4 separate regions of the Mus musculus genome follow, and all the other regions are linked to region 2. Evidence: chromatin loops called from intact Hi-C (ENCODE). Cell type or tissue: heart. All regions are shown on one strand. Region 1 has its middle 4.8 kb from the start of Spidr. Region 2 holds the start of Mzt2 (mitotic spindle organizing protein 2). Region 3 has its middle 4.2 kb from the start of Snai2. Region 4 holds the start of Mcm4 (minichromosome maintenance complex component 4).

Region 1 (8,000 bases), 290 kb after region 2:
TAAGTCCTTGTCAAGAATGTGTTTGCATGGGACTTAAGTAGAAACTAGATTAGCGGAGGCATATTCTATAAAGATATATATTGAAGAAAATATTAAATAAACTATATTGTTGAAAACTTGGAGTGGACAATGGAAAGGATTCTCAGAAAGTTGTATTTACAGATGTGTACAGAAGAGGAGCTTAGAGCCTGGGTGGTGACTTTATTCTCTAACTGAAAGATAGGCAGAGTGGGAAACAAGGCCCTTAATGAATTAAAAATACTACTGCAAGTGGAGCAGTTTTTGATATGCCATTCTGCAAAGGGGGACTACAGCATAGGAGAAAAAAGGACAAAATGACTGGCTTACTGACGTAACACAAGACAGTGGGGTTTTCTGTCTGCTTTGGGTTTCTGTTTGTTTCTTCCACTGGTTAGCTTGTTTGTTTGTGTTTGTTGAGACAGGGTCTCTCACTACTTAGCCCTGACTATCCTAGAACTTACAGTGTAGACCAGGCTAGCCTCAACTCAGAGATTTTCCTGTCTCTGCCTCCTGAGTGCTGAGATTACTGCTGTGCACTACCGCACATGGCAAAATAATATTTGTTTTGTTGTTGTTTGTTTGTTTTTAAAGTCCGAGTTGCAAAAAAAAAAAAAAATCCTGCCCTTCTTTTCCCATGGGCTGATATTTTAGAGAATTACAATTTTCCCAAATTCCCAAAAGTAGTGAATTCAAGGCTGTCTTAGGCTACGTGAAAGGAAACACCAAGTTTAGTTTTCTCTTGGAATAGTTTTCTTAGTCTTTCTAGAATATGTGGTTTTGCTATTGGTTTGTAGTCCTTCTGCAGCACTAATACAATGCTAGCTTGTCACTTCCTCTTATAACTCTCACCTTCCCTGAATATTTCTATCCAAACTTTTATAGATATAGATGTGAGGTCTACTGGAGTGTTCCAGGAATGCCTGCTGAAGTATATAGGTTCTTGTGTCCTACTGCAATGAATTGGACCATGGCTCTGTGATTAGAAATACAGATATAGTCTATGTAAAAATTTGAAACACTCCCAAGAATGAGAGTGAGCTACAAACAAACAAACAAACAAGTGTGTTCCAGATACACTGGGTCAGAGGCCTATCACTTTTTATGGGTTATGTACAATATTCATACAAGTTTGGGCTTTCAATGAATATATTCCATTTGTTGAATGAATACCAGGTTGGGGGTGGCTTCTTGCCATTCTCTGCTTATTGATTTCTTTTATATATTAATATTGATATAATTTTCTCTAGTCTGTTCTCTCCTGCCATAATTCCTTCCTGAGAGCTGGGATCCCAAATGTCTTTTTGGCAAGCACAATTATGATCAATGAATCCTCTACAGCCAATTCCAGGCTGAGAGGCGCAGACCTACCTAAAAAGGACCACAAAACTCCCAACCTTATCTGTTGATTGGGAAAGAGACTATGTATTTTCTATAGAAGGAAATAGTTGGAATCCTGCACCACAGAGAGTTTAGTTTGAAATGGTTGCATGTCCTAGGTGACACAAATTTTACAAGATTGAAATGCTAGGCTTAAGCAAGAATAAGATGATTATGTAAATTGATAATCCAATCAAGGAGAGATCCATGAAAGCCATGGCTGTGTGCATTTCAGGATAGTCATTCTTTATAGTTTGTTCTCAGGGCTATGGTTGTGTGTGTGTGTGTGTGTGTTTTTTTTTTTAATGCTGATAGCTATATATTAAGAATATGGCAAATGGGGCTAGAGAGATGACTTAGAGGTTAAGAGCAATTGTTGCTCTTGCAGAAGACCCAGGTTTGGTTGCCAATAACTTCAATTTCAGTTCCATGTGATCCACTGCCCTCTTCTGGACTCTGTGAACAATGAATGCATATGGTTGGTACACAGACATAGAAGCAGGAAAAACAACCATAAATATAAAATAAAAATAAATTAAATCTTTTTTCAACACAATTTAGTGAGATAGAAAAGAACAACTTCAAGAAAAATGATGATGGTGAAATGCATTAAAAGGAAGAGAGTGTAAAGCTTAGTCGTTTGAGTGCCAACAGTATCAGATGAAAAATAATGCAACAAACCAAAGCATGATTGAAGGTTATCAATACTGATGAGTTTAGATGAATCTATCTGAATGCATTTACATACATAGAACTTGGAGCCTGAATATGACATAGACTTTCCTACATTATCCTCCTTATGAATTCTTCTCCTTTAGATTTTTGTATACTCTTCAGGGAGCAATGCCTCCCTCCACTTGCCCAAGTAATGCCATGGCAAGATGAGGTTTTCCCCCTAGCTTATCACATTTAAGGACATTATGCATACAGTTTCCATTTGGCCATGAGACTTGTGAGCACATCTGGAGAAAGTGTATGTTTATCATTGCTGCTTTGTCCCTGCATAAGCTATTTGGAATAGAAAACCAGTAAAGGGAGCAACACCCCTCACCTGGAGTGCCTGGTTCTGCTGACTCTAGAATCAGCACTTCCTATTTGCACAATATATGCTGGCTAACATTTAGCCTCGGAGGTATCCATGGTCTATATGGTCAAGAAGATAAGTATCTCATCTAAGCTGTAGAATGCTTTGAGAGCTGTTCCATCATTCCCTAGAACTAAGCCTAAAAACAAGGGTGAAAATATTGGCTGTCCTTTGAGTGATTGTACCCTCACTGGCTTTAGTCTCTAATTATGGTTGTTGAATGTCAGTTTAAAAAGTATTGAAGCATAAATTGTGCTTTAAAATCTAGATGTTGCCGGGCAGTGGTGGCGCATGCCTTTAATCCCAGCACTTGAGAGGCAGAGGCAGGTGGATTTCTGAATTCATGGCGAGCCTGGTCTACAGAGTGAGTTCCAGGACAGCCAGGGCTATACAGAGAAAACCTGTCTTGAAAAAAAAAAAAAAAAAAAAGATCTAGATGTTATACAAAACTTAGACACATTGACATAGATAATTTTTAAATAAACTTTTAATGTCTTTTAAGACTATTTTTTCTAATTAGAAACCAGACACAGAGAAAAACAATAAACAACTGTCATAATAAAACACACACAAAAAAAAAATCTTTATTTTTAACAGCACATTGTGGTGGCCTGAATGAGATATTCACCACAGTCTAAGGCATTTGAATACTTGGCCTCTGGTTGGTGGTACATTCTGTTGGGGAGTTTTAAGAGATGTTGCTTTGTTAGTAGAGGTATGCCCCCTGGGGGCAGACTTTAAAACTTTAAAGACCCATGCCATTTTGAGCCACTCTTTCTACTTTCTGCTTAGGATTTAAAATGTGAGTTCTTGAACTCTCATCAAAGAAGTTTGACTTCATATATGTTAATTAACACAGAGAATGGATAATGTCCAGAGAGTGAGAGACTTTGGAGCACTCAACCCTATATAGAATGCTTTTATCAAACTCATCCCCTCAAGGCTCCTGGACATAGGTAAAAGAGACAGAAAGACTTTAAAAGCAAAAGGTAGAAGATGACTCCAAAGAAACAGGACTGATGCACATATGAATACAGAGAATGTTAGTAATATCACACTGCACAAGTAAAAGCCAGACAGAATCCCAGCAGAGAATGGTAGTAATGTACTACAGGGGGACACCAGAGAGTGCATATAAGGAAACACCAGAGAGCAGTGGTAACATACTATAGGGAATACCAGAGATTGGTGGGAATATACTATATGGTGGGGACACCAGAGAATGGTGATAATACACTAGAGAGAGACATCAGAGAATGAGGGTAGTATGCTATAGAGGAATTCCAGAAATTAGTGGTAATATATTATGGGGGGGGGGCTAGAGAGTGGTAGCAATATACTATAGATGGATGCCATAAAGTGGTGGTAATAGGGGAATACCAGAAAATGGCCAAAAACCACCACAGTGGGCACCAGAGTGGTGGTAATACACAACACCATGGGGGACGGCAGAGAATGTTAGTGATGCACCCCAGGGAACACCAGGGAGATAACTTTATAATTATACTTGTGCAACTCCAAAAGTTAGCAGATTTCTATAACACCACTTGTCCTACAGCTAAACATAATCCCAACTTATACTGAAACAAAAAGGAAACACAACCCAGTGAAGAGATAAAGGATTTGAAAATGGCTGATACACACCAGGGGAACATAAAATTTGGTTCCCCCAAACAGACCAATGAGAAACTATTAAGGAATGCCTCTCAAGAAAAAAGGCAGTAACTGCTCTAGTCACTCAAACCTTTGGTAGGAAAGGACTAAAATCCTCAAGCAAGTAACCAGGACCTGTTATCTTTGCCTTTGTTGTGACCCAGAGATAGTGTCAAAGAACTACCCTTACTAAAATTCATGCAAAGGAGATGCACATTCCCTGGGGAAATATTGACAAATAGATTTTATTCAGATGCCTTTCTGAGGTAGAAACAATACATTTGGACAGAAAAAGCAAAAGAAGTGGTTGAGTCCTCATCAAAAAGAGTCAGTCCTCATGTTGGATTCCCAAAACCTCTTCAAAATAACAATGGGCTTTATTTATCTCAAAAATATTTTCACGCTTGAATATAGCATTCTGTGGGTAAAAAAATGCTTGCTGCACAAGCATGAGGGTAAAGATGTTGGATCCCTGGAACTCCTGTGGATTCCAGGTGGGCTTTGTGGCCATCTGTAATTTCATCACTCAGAACATAGATATAGAGGAAGCTGACATAGGGCAGCTAGCTAAATTAGCCATTTTCACAAGGTCTGGCTACAAATGAGAGACCCTGCCTTAATGAAAAAGTTGGAGAGTGAATAATAATGACTTCGGAAGTCAGCTTTGGCCCTCCATTCATATGCATATGTGCACACATAGAGACACACACGGAAAGTGTACCTAAATACATTTAACCATATATGCATGTACATACATTACACACATGCACATACTAAATATTTGGTTAAGAAAGGGAAAAGAAAAGGTGACCTAGGAGAGCTTCCTGTTCCTACTGATTCCTAAAGGACAATGCACTATTATATTTGACTTAAAAGACTGCCTTTTAGCCGGGCGGTGGTGGCGCACGCCTTTAATCCCAGCACTTGGGGAGGCAGAGGCAGGTGGATTTCTGAGTTCGAGGCCAGCCTGGTCTACAAAGTGAGTTCCAGGACAGCCAGGGCTACACAGAGAAACCCTGTCTCGAAAAAAAAAAAAAAAAAAGACTGCCTTTTCTCTATTCCCTTACATCCTAATGGTAAGAAACAATTTTCATTTTATGTTTCTACTTTAAACAATCAACACCCAATGACTTGATATCAATGGAAGGTTTTCCCACAAAAGATGAAAAATAGCTTCTATCTATGCCAATATAATGTACATAAAGCATTTTAGCCAGTACTGAATAAATTTCTGAAAGTACTCATTATTCATTATGTGGATGGCATTATACTCTCCAGCTCATCTAATCTTAATGATGACTTAAATGACTGTTTAATTTTTATAGTAAACAAACAGAAAAAGGAAAATTTGAACATAGCTCTGGATAAAGTACAAAGCATTTAACTTATAATTATAAGTTACACTATTCAGGATACACTATTACTAAACAACAAATATGCCATCATCATCTCCACTTAGAATTTCCCAAACAATGAACCTTCAATTATTTACCAAAAATATTTGAACTATGTCAATTATGTACATCTTTATCTGCCTATTACTACTAAAGATTTAACTCTGATCTTTCATTTCTTTCTGGAGACTCTTGATTAAATACCATAAGAAACATAACACTCAAAGCATAGAGTTTTAGTTTATTAAATAATTCTGCTGCTGAAGTGGTAGCTCATAAAATTAATACCTTATTTTATTATTAATTACTTATCCTTTCTTCCTCCTCATCACCTACTGAAATTATATACCAACAAGGTGATGATATTATAAACATGTATGCATGTCATAATTCTTTACAATATGTAACTATTTATAAGAAATTATAGATTTATAATATTATAGATTTATAATATAATAATGTCTTAGCTTACTGCTAAAGAGCTGCAGAAATCATTGTGCTATTAATGTTAAATAATTGCAGACTTATTATTTTTCTACACCAGTAATAATTGGTAGGTAGCATTAACATAGTACTCAAGATGTATAAATTATCCTAAAGATCTCCTTTTAATACTTTTTGACAATACCCCACATATATTACCTAAAACTACATCTAAAAATTCTATAGATATTGTTCTTAATGCTTTTATAGATGGCTCTTCAAAAGGACAAGGAGCTTATACTTTGTATACAAATTCTATGTTCTCCCCATGAGATACAGGCAGGCAGGCTGGCAGACAGACAGACAGACAGAAATTTGTACCCACTCCTTGTTATACAGCTCAATACTGACCTCACTGTAATCACTCAGCTTTTGTTAGATGTTTCTCGTTCTTTGAATATTTTAACTGAATCTGTATACTGTGCTCAAACTGTTTCACTTTTAGAAACTTCGAGACCTAACCCAACTCCCTGTTCACATTATCTCACAGTCATTTCTCTCCCTTCAGCTGTTTATATAACCAGGAGTTCAATATTTTTTCATAACTCATTTTCATGTTTATTCTTATTTCCCAGGATCATTAACATTTACTAATGCTTTCTTTGTGGGCCTATCAAAAGTCTCATGACCTTCTTCACTTTCTTATTATTCTCTCACACCACTACCATCTACTTACAGAATTAATGCTCAGGTTTTAAATGATAATGCCATTCAACAGATATTACTCATATCTCAGAATTTGAATATTTGAGATATGTTCATGTAACAATTTCTAATATGATTATTTCTTCTGCTCACAGGGGTGGAACAAGATCAGATGCCATTAATAATTCACTGGCATCTTTTCCTTTCATAATTCCTTTACAGAATTTTGCAATTTATAGAAATTAATCATGTTACTGGAATCCTTTAGAATCCACAGGGTCAAGCTATTGTGGAACAACTCCATGAAATCCTTAAGTGGCCAATTTTAAAAGGGAGGTGGTTATATACCCCCACTTAAATCCCCACATACTATGTTACATTTAGCAATTCTAACTTTATTTTTTCCACTTTAAAAGATAAATTTTTTGGTTGCCCAACAGCATTTTACCCTAAAGGAGACACAGCCTAAAATATATTTTAAGAGGAAAGATCTAGAAACTAATCCATGGAAATGGTCCAGTATTCTAACATTAGGAGAAGTTATGCTTGTGTCTTCCCAGAAAATGAATGAAGTCCCAGATGGCTCCTACTCTGACGCATCTGACTAGGACAGCATTCCAGAGACACACACACCCCCACACAAATAAAGTGTCTGAATGGAGACAACAAACCCATCAAGAGGAGATGTTCCAAGAGGAAGAGGAAGCAGACATCAAGGAACCTTGGGGAGACAACAGGGACTTAATTCTACTGACCCCAAAATGATGCTGTTATATTTACTAACTATATTACATGTTAATTCTCAGTTTGCCAATGTATAATACAAATTCATTTTAACAGCTGAGTAGTACTCCATTGTGTAAATGTACCATATTTTCTGTATCCATTCCTCTGTTGAGGGGCATCTGGGTTCTTTCCAGCTTCTGGCTATTATAAATAAGGCTGCTATGAACATAGTGGAGCATGTGTCCTTCTTACCAGTTTGAACATCTTCTGGATATATGCCCAGGAGAGGTATTGCGGGATCCTCCAGTAGTACTATGTCCAATTTTCTGAGGAACCGCCAGACTGATTTCCAGAGTGGTTGTACAAGCTTGTAATCCCACCAACAATGGAGGAGTGTTCCTCTTTCTCCACATCCTTGCCAGCATCTGCTGTCACCTGAATTTTTGTTCTTAGCCATTCTGACTGGTGTGAGGGGGAATCTCAGGGTTGTTTTGATTTGCATTTCCCTGATGATTAAGGATGTTGAACATTTTTTCAGGTGCTTCTCTGCCATTCTGTATTCCTCAGGTGAGAATTCTTTGTTCAGTTCTGAGCCCCATTTTTTAATGGGGTTATTT
Region 2 (8,000 bases):
CCATAGCTAGGCTGCCTTGTGTGGCTTCAGTGGGAGAGGATGTGCTTGGTCCTACTGTGACTTGATGTGCCAGAGTAGGCTGGTATCCATGGGGAGCCTCCTTTTTCTGAGAAAAGAGGGATGAGGGGATGAGGGAGGGGGTGTTATGCCATTTGGGGCTTATTGTAAATATAAAGGCTGTGAGTGTGTCTTTCATTTGGGAACTAATTGGTTTAAGGTGGGGTAGAAACCCCGGGCTGGGAATTAAATAATTTCTACAACATGCCAGGTACCCGTACTCTCAGATTTGTGACTCAGAGGTATCAGAAAGGTCTGGAGATGTAGCTCAGTGGCATTTTTCATGGCTAGTATGTAGAACACGAATGTACCAGGGTTTAAGGGTAGAACATAGTACAAAATTCCTAAGTTCACTTCTTAGCATAGAAAAAAAAAATGAAAGGAGGGAAGGAAGGAAGGAAAGAAGGAAGGAAGAAAAAGGAAAGCAAGCATGCATGAGAGATACTTTATATGAAAGCATTTGTAGTTTTTGGTATTTGTAGGGGAGGAGTAGTCTTGGAATGAATCCCTATAGCTATCAAGGGACAACTTGATTATTATCTCATTATATGTCCATATATATTCATGAGATGTTGTGTTCATTTTCATACTAGTCCTTCAAAATCCAACCTTGACAAGAGCTGCCCTGTTATGGCTCAAGACACTTATCTAAGTGTCCATACACTTATAGTCCAGTTTATGAATGATATCTGGCTACACTCAAAATTTCACCTTGTACTTTCTGGAGAGACAGCTTTTCAAACTGTCTAGTTTCCCTAACTCTAAATAGGGGAGCACTGAACTGAAACTGCTTTCCTCAGCACGGCCAGACCACTGTGGCCAGCGTCTGCTGTACTAGACATGAGTGATTCACTAAAGGCCACATGGACAGCCAGGGTCCAGCAATCTAGGCGGACCTGCTGCATCAAGATGCCTGCAGCATTGTACAGACTCGCGGGGCTGAACAGTATCTAACTCACAGCCTGAAGCAATACCAATCTAGTTCCTCCAGGAAAGCTATGACAAACCTCAATGGTCACAAACTTGACATGACAGGCCATCACATGCCTCCAGCTGGATCAGTCTGACCACACCTATTACTTTTTCCGTTCCATACTTGGTCATTGTGCATATGGATGCTAAGATACACAGAAGTCAGTGATCTCTATGCCTCACTTGGTAGCCTATGAGCTACAGGTCCAGCCCCACCTGTGCTCCACAACACCCAGTATTCCTAAGCTTCCTTTTTTCACAATGTCCCTCGGGACTTTCTAGTCTCCAGAGCTAACAAGTCTGTGGTTCCTGTCCTCACCAGGTAGTTCTCATTTCATCCTGTAGTCCATCTCCAATCCTTCTCCTCAGCCTTCTCAACCTAAAGGTGGCACCTGGGAGAGAGAGCAGCAACATGGGAAGGCTATGGAAGAGGGACAGCTAGAAAAGCCCTGGGAACTCACACACCCTGGGAACTCATGCACCCTGGGAACTCATGCACCCTGGGAACTCACACACCCTGATACTGGACCCATACTGCCAATACCTGCAGAGGTACCTCAGGCCACAAATGAGGTATGAAAGAAAACTCAGTTTACAAGTAGATGTGTATGACCACAAAATGTCATTCTTAATGGTGTTGTCAAGGAGGCTAGGGAGAGGCATCTGTTCCCTACGCCATACTTGCAATCAGCCAAGGGACAGTGTTGAAGAGGCTGAGGTCATGTTCCCAATAGCATACCATGATCCCTCATGTTTGTCCCTGACCTACATCCTCTGCCTGGGTAGGGATCTTTAAAGTGTGCAAGTGTGGGGGTGTTGGATGATCCGGGGGCACCGGTACAATTGCATATTCTAAAAGTACTGTGTCTTTGATAGACTAAGCAAGAAAACATGTCCTTGTTCTGAGTTGCATGGCTGGGATGGCCTACAGTGCCCTGGTATTGTAGCTCAAAGCTGCCCTGGCCTTGTGGGACAATGGCAACTTCCAGCGGCAGAGTGCACATCAACACCAAACCCACAGATTAGACAATCAAATGCCTGTGACAGGAGAAGATGGGCAGCAAGAGAACCAGGGTGAGGGGTGGGGGCAGGGAGGCAGGTGCTTGGGAGGAGGGCCATGGAGCAGACCTGGAGAGGCTGCAGGCCTGAGGGAAAGGTTACCCTTGTTTCTCTTCCACAAAGAGAAAGGGTGATAGAGGCCAGAGACACACATTGATCAGAAAGTGGGTGGGTCAGCGTGTATGTGTGAGTCCCCAGGCCTGACAGTCTGCCTTCACTGGGCCAGACTGCTCACTTTACCCCACCTGGATTCCTTCCATGTGGTTCTTGCACTTACAGGCAGGAAATGAGCACTGGACTTGCATCCACTTGTCTGGGAGGACAAGCTGTATTTCAGAGGGTCCGACAGGCAGAGAGAACAGATGTAACAGATAGGATGGGCAGGCTGGAGGACCTGAGATCCCTGTTACACTCTGCTCACCACCATCTGCTTACACCTGGTCCCACTCATGACCAGGCCATTCACACCTGAGAACTGGGTGAATCTTTCTGTCAGACCTCTACTTTTTGTCCCAAAGGAATCAGATGGCTTCAGTCCTGCAACCCAAAAAAATCCCCAGATGAGAGGTGTTCGGGCCTGGCCTGAGATGAACAGGAGCTAGACGTGGCCCTCGGAGGGGGAGGCGTTGTCTGCTCTGCTCTCTGAACACTTCCTTGAGGCTGTGTGGTAGATGGAGACCAAAGCCATGTTTATTCCTCTACCTGTGCAATGGAGGCATGATGAAGAGGTGAGAGGGAGTCAGAAAGACCAAGTCTAGCTTGCTTGGACCAGTCTTTGGTCCAGCAGTACAATCCGAAAGGTGGAGCCAACTAAAGTCCCTGAAAGGTGGATGGGTCTGCAGACCTTGGGAGGAGGCCTATAGACAGGTTGAGCAATTCTAAGACAAGCCGGCACGAGGTTCTCTACTCCTTCCCCACCTCGGCCACCCTCTAGGCAGAAGTACCCAGCCCATCTCTAACCTCGGGTCTCTGATGTGGATGTAGACAGAGATATGGGCACCGAGTCCTGGGGATCGCTTGCCAGCCGCTGCCCAGCACACATGGACTTCAGCATCTGGAAGACGGCGAGGGGAGCCACATTCAGATTCAGCAAGTCCACCAGGATCCTGGGGAAACAAATGCAGTGCTTAGCGAATACTGAAAGCCACAGGGCGGACATGCTCTAGGAGTCGCGCCAGCTGGGTCACCGTCTTGAAACCCCTTAAAGAGACACGGATATCTTAGAGTAGCAGATGCAGGAATGAGGAGTCCTAAAGCCGGCATTATCTGTAGGGAGTATGAGCTCAAAGTCCCGACCCCCGCTTTCTCACTTGAACACATCGGGGTCGATGGCGGCGCCAGCAGCCTGAGCTAGCTCGTACAGCTCCATCTCCTCGGCCCCCAGCACTTTCTTCCGCCGAAGCGCCAGCTTCTGCAGCGTTGCTGTCTCCAATCCTGTGGAAACCGCGAGTGCAGCACCACCAGCAGCAGCCGCCGCCGCCGCCATTCGTATAGCCTGAAAAGGGATCTGTGTTGGACAGAGTCTCTGCAAGTCAACAGCTCCAGCACCGAGGCGAGAGTTCCAAGAGGCCTTTACACAGTCGGTTACTTGACTTGTTCGGAACGTCTACTGTGCACAGGGCAGTGTGCTAGGCATGGGGTGGGGTGGTGGGAAGCTGATCACTGCCTGACGATCAGACTTGGACTGCTGGCTTAGGTAGCAGACCCCAGAATAGTACCTGGCATATACCGGGTACTTAGCAAATGCCTGTTGGATGACGAGTATTCACGATCTCGTGTAATTACCAGTTCTGTTGACGGTCCCTAAACAGCTTTGCTTTTAAACGGATACGCACTCCTGTCCCCCGACCCCGAAATACATAAACTTGGGGAGTAAAGAGCAACTGAGGACGTCACTGCGCACGCGCCTTGTGGCCAACTGCTTCTGCACTTGATTGGCTTTTGCTTTTGCAGGCGCTTTTCCCGGGAGGTTGAGCCGCTTTTCCCAGTAGGCAGGGGTGTGGCCTGACGCGCAGCTTGATGACGCTATTTCCGGGTTGTGTGTCTGGATAGCGGCGTCTATTTCTGAAGATAGGTAGGATGGTCATTTTGAACTCAACACGTTAGCTTGGCCGGTGTGTTGAGAACTGCAAATGTTTGGCCGGTTACCATGATTGTCACTGCCATCGGGAAAGAGTGGACCGGGGGAGCCGTCCAGAAGTGCCTACACAGTGAAAGGGGACCAGGAGGGGCATCTAAAATTTGTGCGGGGGCACTCTTGGAGATATTTTGTCTCCTGATGCTTTGTCCATTTTACATTACTAGTCTTTTGCATATGTGTGTGTATCCGTATGTGTATGTTTGTTGATTGGTGTTTTTATTTTTTCAATTTGTTTTATTCTGGCTTGATTTTTTTTAAATGTGCCTATTTGCTAGAAAAGAGAGGAGGGAGAGAGAGAGAGAGAGAACTTGAGAAGGTAGGGAAGTGGCAAAGTTCAGGGAGGAGGTAAGGGAGGGAAATCATGATCAGATTATAGAGTATGAAAAAATATTTTCAATATAAAAATATATTGGGTGAATAGTCTTCATTCTTAGGGGAAAACGTATTCATTACCGGGAAGGGGAGAATTTAGAGCATCTAGTCAGTTCTCAGCCTTCCTTCTTTCTTCCTTATACTGAACACAGCTTCCCTGGTTCTGCACTTCCGGTCTTCATATTTGGTGAACCTTTGGCCAGTCACCAAGGTCCAGATCTAAGGACTAAACACCATTTCCATGTTGAATGGTGCGTCTGTCACAGTGAGGACCATGGTGACAGTAAGCTGCTGGTGACTGTGAAGAGCCAGTGTGGGCTGTGGGGAATGAGTCTGGCTCCAGGAGCAGACATTACAGGATGTATGTGCATCTAATCTGGCACCTGCTTCCCAGGGTGGAACATCAGGTGCTTGTTTGCAGGATTCCAGAATATCTCAGGTTTTCGCAGAACTGTGGCCATGATGTAAATGTAGGGCCTCCCTGCCTCATTAGTTTATTGTAGGATTGATGGCTCCAGGAACCAGCTCCTATTGGTCAGAATGCCCAAGAGTACAAACTGGAGGCAAATCGAAGTGAGGCACAGCATCATCTCCCTAGCCAGACAACTGTTACCTGCATGCCATCAGCTCTGCCTGTTTGTAGGAGTATATCACCTCAGGTCCATGGATGGCCAGTGTCCATTCATAGAAGGAAGGTCAAGGTAGGGTCATTGGACCCTCACATAAGTCACTCCGCCATTTTCATATAATTCTGACATAATCATACATGGCCTCAACTTTAGGAAAGTCCAGAGGACTAAATTGCACAGACTTAGAGACCTTAATAAAGGGCTCTTGTACTAATACGCACTTAAAAATTCAAACATTTATGTACACACAACATGCTCATACAAAATCTCTCTCTCTCTCTCTCTCTCTCTCTCTCTCTCACACACACACACACACACACACACACACACACACACACTGTCTTGGCTAGTGTTTTGCCAACACGACACAAGATAGAGTCATCTGGGAAGATCCTCCATTGAGAAAATGACCCTATCAGATGGCCTGTGGGCAAGCCTGGGGTGCATCTTTTTTTTAATTGATGACTGATACCAGAATGCCCAGGTGACTATGGCTGGTACCGCACCTGGGCATGTGGTCCCGGATGGTATATCAGAGCAGGTTAAGCTAGCAATGGGAAATAAGCCAGCAACATTTCTCCATGGCCTTTGCACCAGCTCCTACCTTTGTGTTCTGTCTTGAGTTCAGGCCCTGATTTCCACAGATGATGGATCACAACTTGTGAGATAATATGAGCCCTTTTCTCCCCAAGTTGATTTTGGTCATGGTGTTTTATCAAAAGAATAGAAGCCCTAACTAAGGCCCATATTGTTACGTATTCTTTCACACTGTTATACTCTCAGATGCTCACATGTGACTCAGTGTCATATACATTCACAACCATGTTGCATGCAAGTATATATTCTCACACTTGAATGCTTACATGCCTGCATGCTCACACTGCACACACAGTGTGTTAAACACACAACCTCACACAGAAATGCTTGAAGCAAGTAAACATGCCCTTACATACACATAGTGTATTAGTCAGGGTTTTACTGCTGTGAACAGACACCATGACCAAGGCAAGTCTTATAAAAAACAACATTTAATTGAGGCTGGCTTACAGGTTCAGAGGTTCAGTCCATTATCATCAAGGTGGGAGCATGGCAGTATCCAGGCAGGCATGGCGCAGGATGAGCTGAGAGTTCTATGTCTTCATCCAAAGGCGGCTAGTGGAAGACTGACTTCCAGGCAACTAGGGTGAGGATCTTATACCCACACCCACAGTGACACAACCATTCCAACCAGGTTATACCTATTCCAACAAGGCCACACCTTCAGATGGTGCCACTCCCTGGTCCAAGGATATACAAACCATCACACATAGTAACACCCTAATACCTTTATACATCTTTGAACATACGTATACACTCTTCGCTGACTAGTCTTTCTCAGCTTAACTCAAACTTACACATTAACAGAGTAGAAATCTCAATTGAGGAATTGCCTCTATCAGTTTGGCCTGTGGTCATATGTGTAAGGTGTTTTCTTAATTTCTATTAATGAAAGAGGGCCCAACCCACTGTGGGTCATGCTCTTCTTAGGCACATATGGGTATGGACTGTAAAAGGTAACTGAGCACACCAAAAGAAACAAGTCAGAGGAAGCAAACCAGTAAGCAGCTTTTCCCCATGGTTCCTGCTTTCCAGTCCTACTTTCCATACCTCCTTTGGCTTCCCTTGTCGGTGGACTGAACTGTAAGCTGAAATAAACACTCCTTCCTTCCCAAGTTGCTTTTGATTATGATGTCTATCACAGCAACAAAATGTAAATTGAACATGATGTTACACACTTTTACACCACAAAACACACACAATATATATACACTCATGTAAGCATACACAATCTTAAGTACTTTTCTTCTCTCACCCACAGTCACACATTCACACCTATTGTTTCCTACACATTCACACATGGACACACACAGAGAGACTCTATTCCATGTGGTCACAATTTCCCCTTACATTATTGTGCAGCTGATTCACTGGCACTCACTTGTACTGAATATACTTATGCATTTGTCTCTGTACACTGTCATTTCTATGCATTCCTGAGCATGCACCTAACCATACTTATATAGAAATACACAAACATGATCACACAAACACATCATGACATGCAAACATACTACTATTCCACTCACACTCATACATACACAGTCTCACACAAGCTCACAGTGTCACACATTTTCTTAATAGCTCTGTCCTTAAAACTATCCCTAATTTTAACCCAATTAATAATCTAAACCATAGCCCTAATACTAACCTAAACCCAGACATTAAATGGATCCTTATCCTTAAACAACCTGGGGCCTGATCACAGCACTAAGCCTAGCACTAAGCCTAGACTTATATTTTTGGTTGTGAGCCTAGCCTTTAATGGCAGAGCCATCTCTCCAGCCCGCTAAGCCTAGTCTTAATGGTGTACCTAACACTGTTGCTCACTCTAATCCAAGCTGTAACCCCAAGTCTCATCCATAAAGTCTCCAGTTGATCCAAGGAAAGTTCTCTTCCTGAGGAGTAAGGACTACACTTACCTGAGGTTATAAGGGTTTAGATTGTTGTTAGGGATTATGGTAGGTTAGTTAGGTGATGGTTAGCATCCACGACTTCACTAGCTCTGGATACTTAGCTAGGTTTCCAGTATCAAGAATAAATTCCTTCTTGTTGAGTAAGTCCAGCTAGAGAGCTGCCAAGGTATGCATGCCACTGCTGCCCTTAGCACTGTTGTGCATGTTGGTCATTGTGGTTTGCAGACATCATAGCTGGCTACAACTATCGTCACGTCT
Region 3 (8,000 bases), 1.2 Mb before region 2:
TAACTCTGGAAACTGAAAATATGAGCAAATTTAACATAAGCAAACAAGTAAGGATAATTTTCCTTCCTACCCTTTGATTGCCTAAGGTTGTTTGCTGAAATTTACAAGGCTGATTTACATTTAGAAATCCCCAACAACACATAAAAATAATTATGAAGAAATGAAACTAAACTGTCAAATAAAACTATGAGGGAGAGATAAAGATAAAATTTTTGGCATATTTCTGCATATATGGGTAGCTAAAATGTAAAATTCCTTGTGGGTTTTTGGTGGTGGTAGTGATGTATCTGTTTTCCTTTTTGAGACAGATTTTCACTGTCCGGTCCCAGCTAGCCTCAAACTCATGATTCTTGTGCCTTGACATCCTGAATTCTAGAACTATAGTTGTGTACTAAAATGAATGAACATATTCACATGTAAAATTGCCTCTAGTGTGTCATCCTGTTGATTTGATAGAGAAAATCGTATTAGATGCCAGCAGTAGCCTGTAGTTCCAGTAATCAATGACAGGGAACACTTGGGGAGCCCCAGGAGCTGAGTTCCTTGAGAGTAGAAAAAAATGAGCAGGCCATGCAAGATGGATCTGCAATGAAAAAGGAGGCAAACAAAAGTAGGTGCTCCCTCCAAAGGCACCATGAATCTTCTGTGATGGTTATTATAACTTACATAGCATGCCTAGCCGTCACAGTGGTTACTAAAACGCTGGAACTGGAAAAAGAAATGTTCATGTTACCACCAAAAGAGATCAGCATGATCTCCTCAAGTTTTCTGATGAAGAACTGGAAGAAGCATGGAAGAAAGGTTCCTTATCAAAGCTGATGAACAAAGATTGGTTTGCACCAAGAGCCTTTTTCTTTTATTTTAAAATATTTCTGTCTATCTCTATGTCCCTCTGTCTGTCTATCTATCTATCTATCTATCTATCTATCTATCTATCTATCTATCTATCTATCTATCTATCTATCTATCTATTGCTATTTACTGTATGAGGATGTATTGCATGTAGCTTTTCCTACCCCACCTAAGCTCCAAAGCTCCTGGAACAGGCCGTGCTACCAGCCCCCACCCAACTTCTCTTGAGCCCACAGATAAATCACACACACACACACACACACACACACACACACACACACACACTTGCTCAATTTTAACTTTCCCTTTGACACAACTGCTGGGCACTACTATAGCCCACCAGGAAAAACATACCTTTATCAATATTCTTAGCTCCACACCTTCCAACCTGCCCTCAACTTTAGTTGCTCATTTACATCTAGTCCCAGCTAAACATTCCCAAGTACCAGCTTGTAGGAGCAGCCTCAGGCCACTGCTCCTCCCAAAATCTCACATGGCGCATTGGCTTTTCTCTCTCCAAAGGACATCAAACTCTCCCTCATCTCCACTAGCCTCTAGGGACCCAGAAGTCCCACCTATCCCTTCCACCTATCCATTGGCCCATGGCTTCTTTACTGACAGATCAAGAACCAGTTGGGGAACAGGACCTTGGCATTGGAACCTACAAGGATGTTCCATGCCATGGTGCATGTATGGAAATCAGAACAATTTGTACAAGTCACTTTTCTCCTTCCATTACATGAATTTCTGAGACTGAACTCAGCTTTGCTTTGATAGCAAGAACCTTTACACAGTGATCCATCTTTCTGATCCTGCTTCAAGAGCTTCATATGAACCTGTTGTGGATGGCTCTGGTGATGTGTTTATTTCGATGTTAGTTTTCCAGAAGGGGCTATCTGGAACAAGGAATGAGTCACATTCTCAGGTGACTTCTTGTGAATCTTCCTCCAAATAAATAAAGGAACCAATCACTGGGTAAGTAGGAGGGACTTCCAGGTTGAATGGAGAAAGAGAGGAAGCAGGAGAGAGTTAGGGGCTTTTTGGATTGGGATAGAGAGAGGACAAGATTTAGGTCCTAGTATCTCTGAGCTTATATGGCAAATCATGGCGGATTTGCTACCGGAGGATTCAGATTTAATATGGCTTACAAGATTACAGGATTCTAGTTGTTGCACCCAGCGATATCATTGTTTCTGAACTAAGTTTGTGTGGTGTTTTCCTTCATGTGGCAATTTGGCTGGGTTCAAGGGAGAAAGGTATGGAGGCAAAGCATGGGTTTGCCAGATGTGCACCATGGGGGTTTTGAAGCACAAAGCTCGCACCATAACAACCCACCAGTGGGAACTTAGTGAGTGAGTTGGGTAGACAGATTTTGGAGCACTGAGTCAGAGAGTCTCCACAAGATAAAAACTGGCTGGCAAGACCTCAGGGGCTGAGAGTAGCTCGGAGAAATGAAGGAAAATGCCACTTTCTTTTACTATTTCCTGCAACATGAACTATGTATGTCTTCAAGCCATTCAGTGTAAGAAAATACAAAGTGTAAAGAAACCAAAGGTTTAGTAACAAATTATCTTTAGCCATTGTTTTTTCAAGGTAAAATCTGAGTCTTTCTTTGTCTTGTTGATCCTTCATTTGTTTAACTCACATATATGATTTGGCATAGAATCCTCTAGTAAAGTGTATTGAAAGTATACAAATATAAATTTCTGAGAAGATGAAGATAGTACAAAAGACCATACTACTTCCTAGTAAATAAAAACAAATAAAAGTAAATTTTTACACAAAAAGTAGCATACATGCCCCACAGTAGCTATGGTTACCTGCATGAAACCTCTACAAGACCAAGCCACTTAAAATTTTAGTATGGAAGGCGTTTATGGAGAAATGATCTTTACTAGGGACAGCAAAAGTCACTTTTCTTTAGAAATAACCAGTTGGCTCCATATTCCCGAGTGGATGGCCACACAAATGGGTAGAAGTAATTGAACTCCATGGATTTAAAGAAAAAAAAACCATGAACAAATAAATGAAAACCAAAAAGGAAATGAGGTCAGGAAGGAGATGTGTTATGGATGAGTTGGAGAGAAGAAATGGAGGGTGAATAAGATGAAGATATATTTATGAAAATATCAAGGAATGAATAAAGTATACTCACTGTTTAATATCAGTGTAATTTGATAAAGACAATTTGTGACTTTATTTTTTCTTCTAAAAACAAGGACAATATTTTATAGGATTAACAATATTTTATAGGATTAACAATTTGAGAGATGGTCACTGAAATAATGCATATAAAAATGTGTGGTATCTTGGCAAGCTCACACTAACCATCTGGGACTGCAGAGAAGGATCAGTTGCTTACAGAACTTTTTATTCTTACAGAAGACCTAAGTTCTGCTCCAATATCCATGTTGGGTGACTCACAAATCTCTATAACTCCAGCTCTAGAGAACTTGTCACTCTCTTCTGACCTCCACCGACACCTGTACGTAAGAGCACATACTTTCATGCAGATACAAAAGTTTTTTAAAAAGTAAATCTTTACTCAAAAAGAGGCTATTCTTAGCATTATCCATGATCATATGATCCTATAGAACTGAGTGTTGTCCGGTTCTATATTACAGCACTGTATTGGAGCCGAGCTAAGCTGGAAAAGGCATAAGGGTTGAAAACAACTCTGTGTCTATTACTTCATCCACTTCTAGATTTGGGATGGATGTGTGCATAGTATCCAAAGCCAGCCAGAGGTTATATAGTGAGAAGCTGACTCAAAATTAAAAATAAAAATATTTCTAATGTCTGATCATGCCAAAACTATGTTCACTTATAAAGTAACTGTAACTTGTGGTGCAATGTCACATTGTAAGTTTTAAAGTTAAGAACATACCAATAAATTTAAAACAATTAAGTTTATTTAAAATTGAAGTGATTAAAAAATTAGGATGTTTAATGTACAGTCGTGTTAACCTATTTTCCACTAGGTGGCAGATGTTGTCAAGAAGTTAGAGAAAAGAAAAGAAAACTCTATCACTTCCAAAGCTGACCAGTAGGTGTCTCTTTGCAACCACGTATCTCTGAGCCCGTGTATAAAATACAGGCAGGTATAACATTTTCCAGTCTTTCTTGTTCATTGGATAGATAGCATCATTATTACTCTGCAGAAGTATAAACCAAGCACTAAAGAGGTGAACTCGAGGTGAAGGACTATTCACATTGTCTCTACCCAGCAGGAAAGGAAACTCAAATTCTACAAGAGGAAAAAGAGGTTAAATACAGATGAGTAGCAGAAAGCACCCTATTAAATTTTTTTCTCAGGTTAAAGAAGACTTCCTATTTAAAATATCTCGAATAGTGCTGACCAAATGTGCAGATATTTACTCAACGAGTAGCATTCCTGCTCACTTCTGAGAGACAGAGAAAGTTAGTAGATAAGGAAGGGTCTGTCTAGTGAATACATAAGAAATGATAAAAATCCCTAACCAGGGGATGGCATCCCGACATCATTTTCATTGGTACTGTTTTTATTCCAAATTCAATAGGTGCAAGCATGCGCACACACACACATGCACACACACCTGCCCAGCTTTAACGACGGGAAAACATGATCTCTTTTTCTGTCTTTCTCTCTTTTCGTGTGTGTGTGTGTGTGTGTGTGTGTGTGTGTGTAATTTTTTTCCATATTGCAACGACAGTCTTCAATATACAATTCGAAGTATATAAGCAGAATACTGCATGGCCATAGGATTCTGCTAAATTTGCCTTTTATGCTAGAGAATATTTATCTAGTTAAATGTAAAGTCAATTAGTATGTGTAGGAAATGTTACTTCTATAATTTTAAGGGATAGTTTACTTTTTCAGAGACTGAGTTGAATTAAAAATAAGGAGTGAAAATATGTCTAAATTCATATAGATATATAAACATGCACAAACCCACAAAGGAAATTATACCACTGTCAACGAAGCTCCAGTTAATATTATAAAAATTTGTTCCTATCCAGCATATTTTAAAATTAATAGTATTTTGTAGTAGTGTACAGATACTACTGACTAACCCAATGACTTTTCATCAATTCACGTTCTTCACAACAGGTATTAATGATCCTGCCATGTGCTGTGCCTCCAAAGAACTATGGTTCACTTTAGGGATGGGCCCAGCACTATATGGGATATCCTATTTTTTCATGGCCTAGGTATTTCACTTGGAAATAGATTGACTTCATTTTCTTAACATAACAGACAGCTTCCATCCACTATCTTTCTATATATGTGAAGACCTACATGTGTATAGTATAAATACCAACTATTCCAACCAAGACATTTCTCTGCTGAAAGAATATGACCATGTCTTCTCTGGAAAGAAAGGAAGGAAGGAAGAAAGGAAGAAAGAAAGAGAAAGAAAGAAAGAAAGAAAGAAAGAAAGAAAGAAAGGGAGGGGAAGAGGGAGTGGAGGGGGAGGGGAGGGAAGGGGAAGAGAGGAAAGGGGAGGGGAGGGGAGGGAAGGAAAGGGAAAAGAGAAGAGAAGAGAAGAGAAGAGAAGAGAAGAGAAGAGAAGAGAAGAGAAGAGAAGAAGCCAGCCCGCCTGGAGTCAGGAGGGAAAAATACCCCAAGAATTCAGGAAGCCTTGTGGGAAAGACTCAAATCATCCTAGTCAGCTACTCTAGAAAGTACAGGAAATGAGAGAATGAGAAAAATGAGATGGTATGAACTTTCCAGGGTCCCATGAGATTCAGGAGTCAGTTTTATGGGAAACAAGTCAAGATTACCTTCCAGTGGGTTTAAGCTTGAAGAAAAGTTATGAAGCCCACTAAAAAAGGCTATAGGAATTTGTGACCATTTATTTCCTTAGATTACATTTTAAACTCTAAGGTTTAGCCTTCCTTAATTTAACTTACCTGACATCTCTAGTTTGACTTGGCTGGGGTTCTCTTCCACAAGAAGTATCTCTCTTATAAGTTATTTCTATAACCTACCTAATTAAGGAACATCAGTTTCTCTCCAGCTTAGGACTAATTTCTTGGTTTGGCAAAGGCTACCCACCACTAACTTCAATCAATCAATCAATCAATCAATCAATCAATCAGTCAGTCTATCAGTCTATCTATCTATCTATCTATCATCTATCTATCTATCTATCTATCTATCTATCTATCTATCTATCCATCTATCCATCTATTGATTTATCTGTGTATGACTGTATGTGTGTGTCTGTCTGTCTCGCAGTCTCTCTTTATGTCTATTTCCCTCCTTTTCTATGAATACAGAATGAAGTATTTAAAATGTTGGTGTATCTAAGGACAAATCCCTGCCTTGCACAAACAAAATCTTGCAGTCTGTGACTAAAAGCAGCACCCCAATCTATTGAAGTCTGCAGGGAGAAACCGTTATAGCAGAGTCCTCCCACCTGGCCTTGGGTATGATAAGCTTCCATTCTTGCATTTTCATTACATCAGTTTAATATCAATTTTCCTCTGCTGTGCCCAAGCAGAGCTTCTGTTTAACATGATTTATGTCATCAGCCGGTGGACTTCCTCCTGCGGCCAGTGGGACACATCTCACATAGATAAGGCATGAATCAGATCAGTTGAGCTCAATACTGGCTAGCACAATCTGGAACACACAGGTTACTTGACTGCAGTCTGTAATTTAACACAACCCCTGGGTCCTTGGACACAAAGGGGCTGGTTTCCCTGTTTCAAATTCACTGGTTCTTTAAAAGCACAATGAATCGTTAATGATTTTTTAAATTGCAACAACTCACTTTAGCAGGTTATCTTCTGGCGTTCCCTGTTGTCATGTGTGGCTTTGTGCCCTCTTTCAATACTAGATAAAAAACAAACGGTGTGTTTTACTGGAAATTAGGTGGAAGGGGCAAGATTTCTTGCCCTATAGAGCAGGTGTCTAAATCTGAGCAAACCCACTAGAAATAGGTCAACTCAGACTCCAGCTCTGATCCATACTCATGGTAGCTTAGAAAGAAATCTAATACATTTTCTTGTTTTCTTGTCACCTGCAGATTCAGTTCCCTTAGTTTAAGGATTCATATAAATATCTTTCTGTATTTGACATTGAAATCAGTGACTATTGTAAAGAGAAAGAGGAATCATTGAAATTAACCCAGGAAGTCTGCGGGTTTCCCCCTCCCCCGCTCACACGCCCGTTTTCTCATCCCCAGATTAAGAAGTTATGCTGCTTGACAATGCACTTTTCTCTTGCAAGTCTCAACATCGCTGGTGGTATTCTGTTTCCGCTGTTTTCTTCCAGCACCTGTTACGAAAAAAAAGTTAGTTGTCTTGGGGTGGGGAGGTGGGGGAATTGGATTCTGCAATTTTGTTGGGAAGAGTCAGGGTAACATTGAAATAAACAGAGTTGCCTGTGGGCACAGTGAAAACTGCACTTTTAAAATGAATCACTTCGGAGTATTTTTACACCTACCCCTATGTGCAAATGCAAGTGAAGTGACCGGCTGGCTACTGGACTACCTAAACTGCCAGTCAAAGAACTTGGCAAAAGAATCCTTTACCCCATCTTTTAATGCAAACCAGGGATGTGGCGTGAGGAAGGGGGAGGCTTTTGAAGACTAAAGAAAACACCACTAAGTAACGGCAGACACTAAGAATTGTCAGTAGAGATTCATATTTTTTTTTCTTTCTCTAAAATACCATGCGCTACAAAGGGAGGAAGTCTTGTCACATGTCTTCATCAGAACTTTCCATACTTCTTCCAGAGTTTGCCTATTGTCGGAGTCTGCACCAGCCTTCCCTTTTATCTTTACACTCTTCCAGTTCCTGGGGTAGGCTGTAAGGCTTTACTTTCAAGTGTCTAACGCAGCGATCAGCAAGTTAACTTTCTGGCACGCCGCCCTAGACCTGCTGTGGCAGCTGCGGGGAGCCTTTACCTTCCTTTCCCAAAAGCCAGAGCCTACAGCTGCTTGTGTGCAATAACCCCCCTCCAGACGCAACTTCCAAATATAGACTCTCTGGCCACTAGGGGCTGCGCGGTCCCAGTCCGGAGGGCCGCCCTTCCTTCCCGCCCTCGCCTTGCCAGGCACTGCCCACATCTGGAAGCCAAGTCGCCGTAGGTCACCTAGCGGAAACACGTTTCCCCAGTGCTCAAGAACCGAGATTTCCTTTCTTGAAAACATTTAATG
Region 4 (8,000 bases), 230 kb before region 2:
ATCCTTGCCTTCTAAAAAAGTATTTTTTGTAAAAGTAGATTTTACCTAGGAGCTATCTTCCTCACTCCTTTTTTTTTTTTAATGGTACACACATAGAAGAGTGATCTACCACTAATTTACACTATAACCATCACACATGAAAACAGGTAATTCTGACCTGCTTACAGCACCATAAAATGTCTAAGTTAGAATCCTAATGTCCCAGAATTGAGCCACCATCAGAATCTAAATGAACTCAGATGTCATGTGCTTCACTGAATTACATACACGAGTAGAAAAATCTTTCTCTTCTAGGATTTTCCTACTTACTTTGAAAGAAAACTTAAATTCTCTGTTGAGATTCTAAATTTTCTAGAGCTAGGCTTTTTTGTCCTAAACACTGGCTCAGAAATCCCTGCTTCAGCCAGTCACAGATGCAAACAGCATTTTCTACTTTCATCACTGATTTCTGTTATCTAAAAGAAATTCTACCACATTCACTTTTCAAACGGTCCAGGACTTTGCCTATCCCCTTAGGCACAGACGCTTACCTTCTGCCCATGTATGATTTATCCCCAAGCTAGAATTCTTTCTTAGGTTTAAAGGAGAGCTCAGACACTAGGTTTGCTCAGCAACTGCTTTTATATTTGAGCCACTTTTCGGGTCTTCAGAATTTTTCATCAGTGATGAAAAAAGTGCATACCTACTAACTAGCAATTTATTATATTTGAATAAATTAATTACAGAGTAACAAATTGTTAAGTCATTTCTATCAGGTATTCCAGTTAAGTTAAAAAACTGCATACCAAGTTCATGAAAGTATACAGAATAAATCTTTTCAACTTATAATTTAATGCTACACAATCCTTGAGATCTCTTTCTACATAAGGCATTTTACACTACTAAATATATTACCTTCTGGATTCAAGTTTCTCATACTCTTTGTCTTCAACGCATTAAAAGGTCTGACTTGAATCTGATGTTCTAAGATGGAGTCAGGATAACGGTCAAAGAAGATCTCATTGACAGCCATGTCAAAGGTTGGTATAACCTCCTGTAAAAACAAAGATGTAGGAGATGAAGAGGTGACTCAGGAGTTGAGAGCACTTGTTGCTCTGACGATAGGACTCAGGTCTCAGCGCTTTTATCAGGTGGCTCGTAAACCCCTTAACTCTAGCTCCAGGGGTCAGAAACCCTCTTCTGGGCTCCACAGAATCAGGAGTTCAAGGTTCTCTTCAACTACAAAACTGCTCCTGAACACTACCCTGCCTCACCAGCTCCCAATTAACACCCCATCCCCAACCCAAAAAAGATAATTTACTTCATGATACCCAAGAAACCACTAATAAAACTCATTATTTTTAAGAAATACTACTCGTTAGCAAATATAAAACATATTCATTTTAACTGCAGTTGACAGTTTTAGAAAATAGTCAACCTTAGCAAGCAGCCTTTTACCCAAATGTAAAATTCTCCTTTCCAGGAACCTTTACTATGATCTGGAAGCTCAAAGTCAACTTCTCACCTGTGGGTAGGAGATGAGCTGTCTATACAGATTTTTGCTAAATGATTTTATGTGTTCGCAGTTCACATTTAAAAATGGCTCTCCTGTAATATTAATCTGTAAGACATATGGACAAGTCGTATTTTACTAATTATATTATCTCAAAAACCAAAACTTTCACTTGTAAATCATATTTGATTACCTCTCCAAGTTGTTGCATGTACAAAGGTTGAGTAATATCTATGCCAACATTTTCTTCTTCTTTGGCCAGAGGATCAGTAAAACACTGAAGGAATCTCTAGATGTAGAGAAACAATACTAAGCATTAATGAACTTAGGAATATGTAACTATTATTAAAATGCAAAACAATGAGACCAGCAAGATGGTCAGTAACTAAGGATGCTTGGCTGGAAGCCTGACAACCTGAGTTGATTTCCATAACCCTCACAGCGGGAAGAACCAGCCCCTACAAACTGGCCTGAAACCTCCAAATAAAAGCTGTGAAGGGCAGGTACCCCTGCCCCCAGCAATAAATATGTGACAAATTTTTTATGAGTATATAGCTATCTGTACACAAAAATAATTTCTCTGTTTTGGGTTTGAGACAGGGATCCCATTAAGAAGCACAGGCTGGCCTTGGACTTGCTGTAAGCATTTACTACCTAGCTGCTCGTGGTGGCATGCACTTTTAATCACACTCAGAAGGCATATGCGTGTGTGAGCTCCAGGAAAGACTGGTTAACAGATCCAGCTCCAGGATAGCCAGGGGAACATAGAAAAACCATCTTGAAATACCAAGAACTAAGGAAAAAAAAAGTATATCACCATTTTCCGCATGGCATATCCCTTTTCTGGAATAAAATCTAGACCACTAACAACCTGCTATTATGCACCATGGCTATTCACACATAGGTTATACTTTCACCCGAAGTCTCAGACTGAGTTTTAGTGTACATAAGCTTACCTGAAAATTCTCTTTACATGTTGCCACATTCACATCTGTTCCCCAAATCACAAGCTTTTGGCCTAGAGACTGTTCACTTGGTACGATGTCTTCTGCTGCTGCCTATTGAGAAAGCGAGGATAGAAACATGTTAATGGGATGACCTACTTTATGCTCTCAAGGTAACACCATCAGAGATCTGCTTTGTACTCACGCCATCAGACTGCAGATCCACCTGCAAACCCTTTCGTGCTGAGCCCAGATCTGGCCTCTGCCTTACAGGTGTGCCTCTCACCCCACTTCTTGGGGTTCCTTCCACTCGCGAGCTGGGAGTGCCATATGTCAATGGTGAACTAACATCAAAGTCCAAAGGAATAGCTATAAAGACAAGATATTTAGCTTTACCATGAAATCCCCATAAGCACATCAAATCCCAATTCCGGAATGCTGTTTGACAATTTAAACAGAATACTTTACTGCAATCTTTCATACCCCAATTGTAGTTCTACTATAAAGTATGCTTTCTTTGCTCACTAGGTCCTAAAATGTACCAACTCTGCTTCTCTCCTCAGGTGTTTCAGTGAAGAATCTATCAGTACACACAGAATAATAGCAACTGGTAAACCAGCAAAACCGACGGCTGACCCACCTAAAGAATGCATCTGAGGAGGGCTGGAAAACAAGGCATTCTGTGCAGGTGGGCTCTGCAGGTCGGCTCCTGGTGAGGTGGGCATTGGCAGTAGCTCTCCGGTGGAAGAATCTTCGCCTCTACGTCTCCGATTGGGTGACGACCTGCTTTCCTCACTTCGAACTTCCGTCATACAAAACAAAAAAGACGATCAACGCTCAAGCTTAGTCTTCCAGGAAGTGCCTTAGGGTAGTCATATTACTTAAACAAGAACACCCCCCCCCCAAAACCCTCAAACTGGAACAGAGGGACAAGGTGTAGGAAAAGGTGGGTCAACTGAACTGACCACGCCAGACTGCCTGGAGACGAGAGCCCAGTATGTGGGTGACAGAGGCTACTATATGCTCAAGGCCTGTCAACCACACACCAGGCTCGAAGGACTCAGGACTTTCCACAGTGCTGCGGGAAGAGACACGAGGCGGAAAGGGGGCAGATGAAGGAGGGAACTCACGGGACTGGGTTGGGGTGACTCGTCCGCGTCGGCTGCTGCGGCGGCTCGGGGTGGATGCCGGGGACGACATGGTGCTGTGGTTGCTGCGCGACAAAAGAAATCTGGCTCTCAGTTGTCCCGCTCCGGGACCTCTCGTACCTCGGATCCGGGTTAGTTGCAAACGCGCACAAAACGGCGAGTCAGGGTTCTGCGCCACCCAGGAGAACGTTCCTGGGCCCGCAGGGTGAAGCGATTCCCGCCAGCCGCTCTGTCGTCACAGCGACCGAAGACGCCTGGCCAATCAAAGAGGCAAGCGCGCGTAGCTCCGCCTCCGGAAAGCGCCGTAAGTGAACTCTGAGAAAAGGTTTCCGGCCAATCACAGCGGCAAAGGCGTGTAGCTCCGCCTCCGGAAGGCGCCACTGCAAGCCGGAGGGGGAGTTCTCGACCGCTACCTAGGAATTACAGCCTAGATTCACTTGCACGCCCCTCGCCTTGGATGGGCCAGCCTGCAGCGGGATTGCGTTTTGGCGGGAAACCCGGGGCCGGCACAACTCCCTTGTGTGTTTACATTTGCGTTGTCCCGAGTGCAAACACCAATCTGTGATATCTCCGCATGGTTAGACTGGTTCTGTCCCTTTGCATTCCGATGTGTACATGTTAAACGCTACAGATCTGCAGGCCGGTGCGCGTCTTCACCCCCCCACCCCCGCGAGAGTATAAGGGAGCAGTTCCGGCTGGGCCTTCAGGGAAGAGCTGGCTAGAGTGCTGAGACGCGCATGCGCGAAGCGGTGCCGGCGTGATGGCGGAGGAGGGAACCGGCGTACGGTGTTGGCTACTGCAGCTGCAGGAGTTCCTGTCCGCAGCAGACCGCTGCAGTGCTGCCGGGGCCAGTTACCAGCTGATTCGTAGTCTGGGGCAGGAGTGCGTGCTGAGCACTAGCTCTGCAGTGCAGGGTGGGTAAGGTCCCTAGACGCAGGGCTCAGCGTTTCTCTCCGTGGTGCGTGTAGTCAACGTCCCGTAAAGTTTATGGAATTGGTAGATGTGTATACTGCTCTCTTCCTAGTATCTGAGGAAGATGCTTTAAAACAGGTGTTGGAAAATGACCACCAAGTTTGGTAGTCATTTTTATCCAAAGTTGGATGAGAGTGCAAGATGGAAGTATTTTCTTCCAGAATAAACTCGCTTGAACTCAATAGGACCTTGACAAAAATCCTTTTTTCGTTGCACCATGTTTTCAGAATAATTGCAAAAATTAATGAAAGTCATGCAATTCTGTAGACATTTTTATTTTTTAGGTTAGGTATTTCCTATCTTGGGCTATAGCCCAAGATAGTCTGGAATTTACTATGTATGTAGAACAAGCCTTCAAATACTGGGGTTATAGATGTGAGGTACCACACGTGCCTTGCTCTTTTTAACCATTTAGTAATTGATGTGTTAAAATAGAGGCTCGAATCTGAACACAGCACACTGGGCCAAAAACAGTTCCACGTGTAAGAGGTTTGGAGGGGGTGGCAGAAAGAGAAGGCGCAGAGAGAGAGAGAGTGAGAGAGGGAGGGACATTCCCTTTATTTATATGGAAAATGACAACACAGGTAAAGGTGGGAGGTGAGCCAAGTGGATATTCTGGGAATATGGTGCCTGATGTCTTGGCAACAGGTCTGCTGGCCTTGCTGTCGCCTATGTGATGTCATAGGTTTGGGAGGTCCTGATGCCAACATACCTCCCTTGTTATAATAAAGAGAAGGAAAGAAAAAGGGAGGGGAAAGCCATGGTGAAAAGGGAGCAAGGGTGTTGTGTCTCTTAAGCTGCTTCCTGTTGTCTAGGGTGTCAATTTTGGGGGGTAGCTGGTTTTCACCATCGGGATCGACTTGGTAAACGTTCACATCAGGTTCCTCTGTGGACAGCAGCTCTTCTGTGGGCAGCAGCTGGCAATACTGTAACAGGAGCTGATTAATATTTGGTTAGGAATTTTTTGTATTTCTCATTGAAGGAATGTAGAAACAAGATTAATGAGGCAGGGAGCAAATAACACCAGGAAGATGACTAGGAAAGGTGCTTATCCCAGCACTCGGGAGGCAGAGGCAGGCGGATTTCTGAGTTCAAGGCCAGCCTGGTCTACAAAGTGAGTTCCAGGACAGCCAGGGCTACACAGAGAAACCCTGTCTCAAAAAATAAAAACAAAAAACCCAAAACAACAACAAAAGACAAAAACAAAAAATGAAAGGGAGCATCCACTTCCATATAGGATTTTCAAAAATCCCAGAACTGGAGGCCTCACGGTCCCTGAAGTTCTCTATGTCTGACTGTAGCTCCTGGGTTTTATTTCTCACTGTCCTGGATTGGTTGATGTAGAAACAGCATTTTTCTTGAAGGAACAGGCAAAGACCACCTTATTTAGCTGTCAGGACATCTAGCCCCCATCAGTTCTGAAGCACCCCAGCTGCCAAAGAATCGACCAACAACTCCTGTCTCCCACCTGGAATCCCATGGGTCTTGTATGCAGAAAAAGAGTGTCTTGTGTTGATAGAAGAAATGATTGGTCTGTGATCCTAGCATATGTATTTGACAAAACCAATATGGGCAGCCCCCATATTGTCTGGCCATTTTCTACAATAATCTTTTATGTGGTAAAAGAGAAAGCAAGTATAGAAATCATTATATTTAGATGGGATAACAGATGACAGCAATTTGGATAGGTTCCTAGCATCCGGCTACGGAGGAGTTTCCTGACCCTATTTGGAAAGACTGTTATGGGGCGGGGGGTTCCTTGCACCTAGAATCGCCAGATGTAAGGGCTGCCCTGGATGGAAATGAACAGCAGGGGGGAGGACAAGAGACCCATGTCTAATCCAGTGAGGTCAAGCTTGGCTGCTGGAGTGGAGTCTCATTTTTCTGGGATTGGGGGCAAAATAGGTGGTCTTCACGTCCTCCAGAACTTAACAGAGCATGGTCCTGTTAGGGTCGATGTGTATGAAGAAGAGTCATTTTTAGGTGGAGGAATGTAAGGTTTGAGATGAGACAGATGGACCCAATGAGAGAGTCCATGGAGTTTAGCAGCTGTAGGTGTCGTGAGGATTACCTTAAAAGGGCATTTGGGGGAGAGGGGTGAGGGTCAGTGATCTGGAGGGGATAGAAGGACTTGGTCTCTAATGCTGACAGGCAGTGGACAGAACACAGTGTGTGGCCAAGGTAGATGGTGGTCAGCAAAGTTCCATAGGAGAGAATGGAGGTGGCAAATTAATGGGGTGAGTAGATGGTCTGAGAGGGGAGAGCATTTGTGTGAAAGACCAGGAGTTAGGACTGGATGTCCATACATGAGTTCAAAGGGCAAGATGAGGAGAGGTCACTTGGGGAGAGCTCATAGCCTGCAAAGAGCCAGAAGTAGGAGTTTTACCCAATCAAGGTGAAGTTCTTGTGACAGCTTAACAAGACTGGTTTTTAAAGAGCGGCTAGTTCTTTCTACTTTACATGAAGATTGAGGGTGTAGGGAATATGAAAATGCCAGGGGATGTCTAGGGCCTTAGATAGTATTTGAGAAACTTGGGAAGTAAGTTCGGGACCATTGTCTGATTGAAGAGAGGCTGGGACACCAAATGGAGGGGATGATCTCTAGGAGGAGATCAAAGACTATCTGAGCCCTTTTGTTAGTTGTGGGAAATGCCTCTACCCACCCCGAGAAGGTGAGAAGGTGTCTACTAAGACCAGGAGGTACTTAGCATGTCTGACAGTGGGCATGTGGGTAAAGTCAAGTTGCCAGGCAGTTCCAGGAAGTGAACCTCTAGCTTGATGGATAGGAAAAGGGGTGCTACGATACGTTCAGTTGGAGTCAGACGCCTGACAGATTTTGCAAGAAGCAGTGATAGATTTTAAGAAGTGTAAGTCCTCAGGAGTAGGCTGTAGGTGGGTCTTAGAAGAGGACAGTGCTTGGCTGTTAGGATGAAAGAGCTGGTGAAGATAGGACAGAGTTTGGCGGGTGTCAGGGGGTGAAGGTGGAGATGTAGGTTGTAGTGTAAGAGTGTCCTGGGGAGGATGAGACAAGTCTAGGCCCCTGAGGGCGGCAGCTCTAGCTGAGTCCTTAGCCATTCTGCTTGGTGTGAGGTGGCATCTCAGGGTCATTTTGATTTGCATTTCCCTGATGACTAAGGATGTTGAACATTTCTTTAGGTGTGTCTCAGCCATTCGAGATTCTTAAGTTGAGAATTCCTTGTTTAGCTCTGTACCCCATTTTTTATAGTGTTATTTGGTTCTCTGGAGTCTTAATTTCTTGATTTCTTTGCATATATTGGATATTAGCCCTTGACTGGATGTAGGATTGGTAAAGATCTTTTTCCAATCGGTTGGTTGCCATTTTATTCTATTGATAGTGTCCTTTGCCTTACAAAAGCTTTTCAGTTTTATGAGGTCCCATTTGTTGATTCTTGATCTTAGAGCATAAGCCATTGGTGTTCTGTT

The links. Peaks named below come from ENCODE experiments on the same cell type or tissue, not always from the same donor. Only the 100,000 strongest peaks of a DNase experiment are listed, where the experiment ranks them.
Region 1: it touches region 2 in a loop (2.3-fold over the local background); 3 of 42 quality-filtered maps call a loop at or near these places.
Region 3: a loop joins it to region 2, with 3 times the contacts of the local background. A loop is called at or near these places in 9 of 42 quality-filtered maps.
Region 4: a loop joins it to region 2, with 9 times the contacts of the local background. A loop is called at or near these places in 7 of 42 quality-filtered maps.

What each region holds. Positions count from the first base shown.
Region 1 is chr16:16,147,693-16,155,692 of GRCm38, forward strand. No RefSeq gene overlaps it. Among named protein-coding and RNA genes, the nearest start is that of Spidr, 4.8 kb to the left of the region's middle. In heart, CTCF peaks have their summits at 1,850 (motif pointing left) and 3,205 (motif pointing left); no DNase peak of the experiment used is centred here.
Region 2 is chr16:15,859,350-15,867,349 of GRCm38, forward strand. Mzt2 (mitotic spindle organizing protein 2) reads right to left here and starts at 4,020. Exons shown (of 3, transcript NM_029354.3): 1 at 3,399-4,020; 2 at 3,049-3,194. The coding sequence starts at 3,574. Gm41425 (a long non-coding RNA gene) reads left to right here and starts at 4,088. Exons shown (of 3, transcript XR_875934.2): 1 at 4,088-4,162. In heart, a CTCF peak has its summit at 3,656; DNase peaks (open chromatin) are centred at 3,242 and 4,042; H3K4me3 peaks cover 2,250 bases; H3K27ac peaks cover 1,948 bases.
Region 3 is chr16:14,697,665-14,705,664 of GRCm38, forward strand. No RefSeq gene overlaps it. Among named protein-coding and RNA genes, the nearest start is that of Snai2, 4.2 kb to the right of the region's middle. In heart, CTCF peaks have their summits at 3,886 and 7,843; a DNase peak (open chromatin) is centred at 7,877; H3K4me3 peaks cover 1,096 bases; H3K27ac peaks cover 832 bases.
Region 4 is chr16:15,633,545-15,641,544 of GRCm38, forward strand. It overlaps Mcm4 (minichromosome maintenance complex component 4), which reads right to left and starts at 3,856. Exons shown (of 16, transcript NM_008565.3): 1 at 3,567-3,856; 2 at 3,077-3,238; 3 at 2,642-2,805; 4 at 2,449-2,550; 5 at 1,686-1,781; 6 at 1,505-1,600; 7 at 895-1,033. The coding sequence starts at 3,636. It overlaps Prkdc (protein kinase, DNA activated, catalytic polypeptide), which reads left to right and starts at 4,322. Exons shown (of 86, transcript NM_011159.2): 1 at 4,322-4,498. The coding sequence starts at 4,345. In heart, no CTCF peak of the experiment used is centred here; DNase peaks (open chromatin) are centred at 3,947 and 4,257; H3K4me3 peaks cover 2,906 bases; H3K27ac peaks cover 1,881 bases.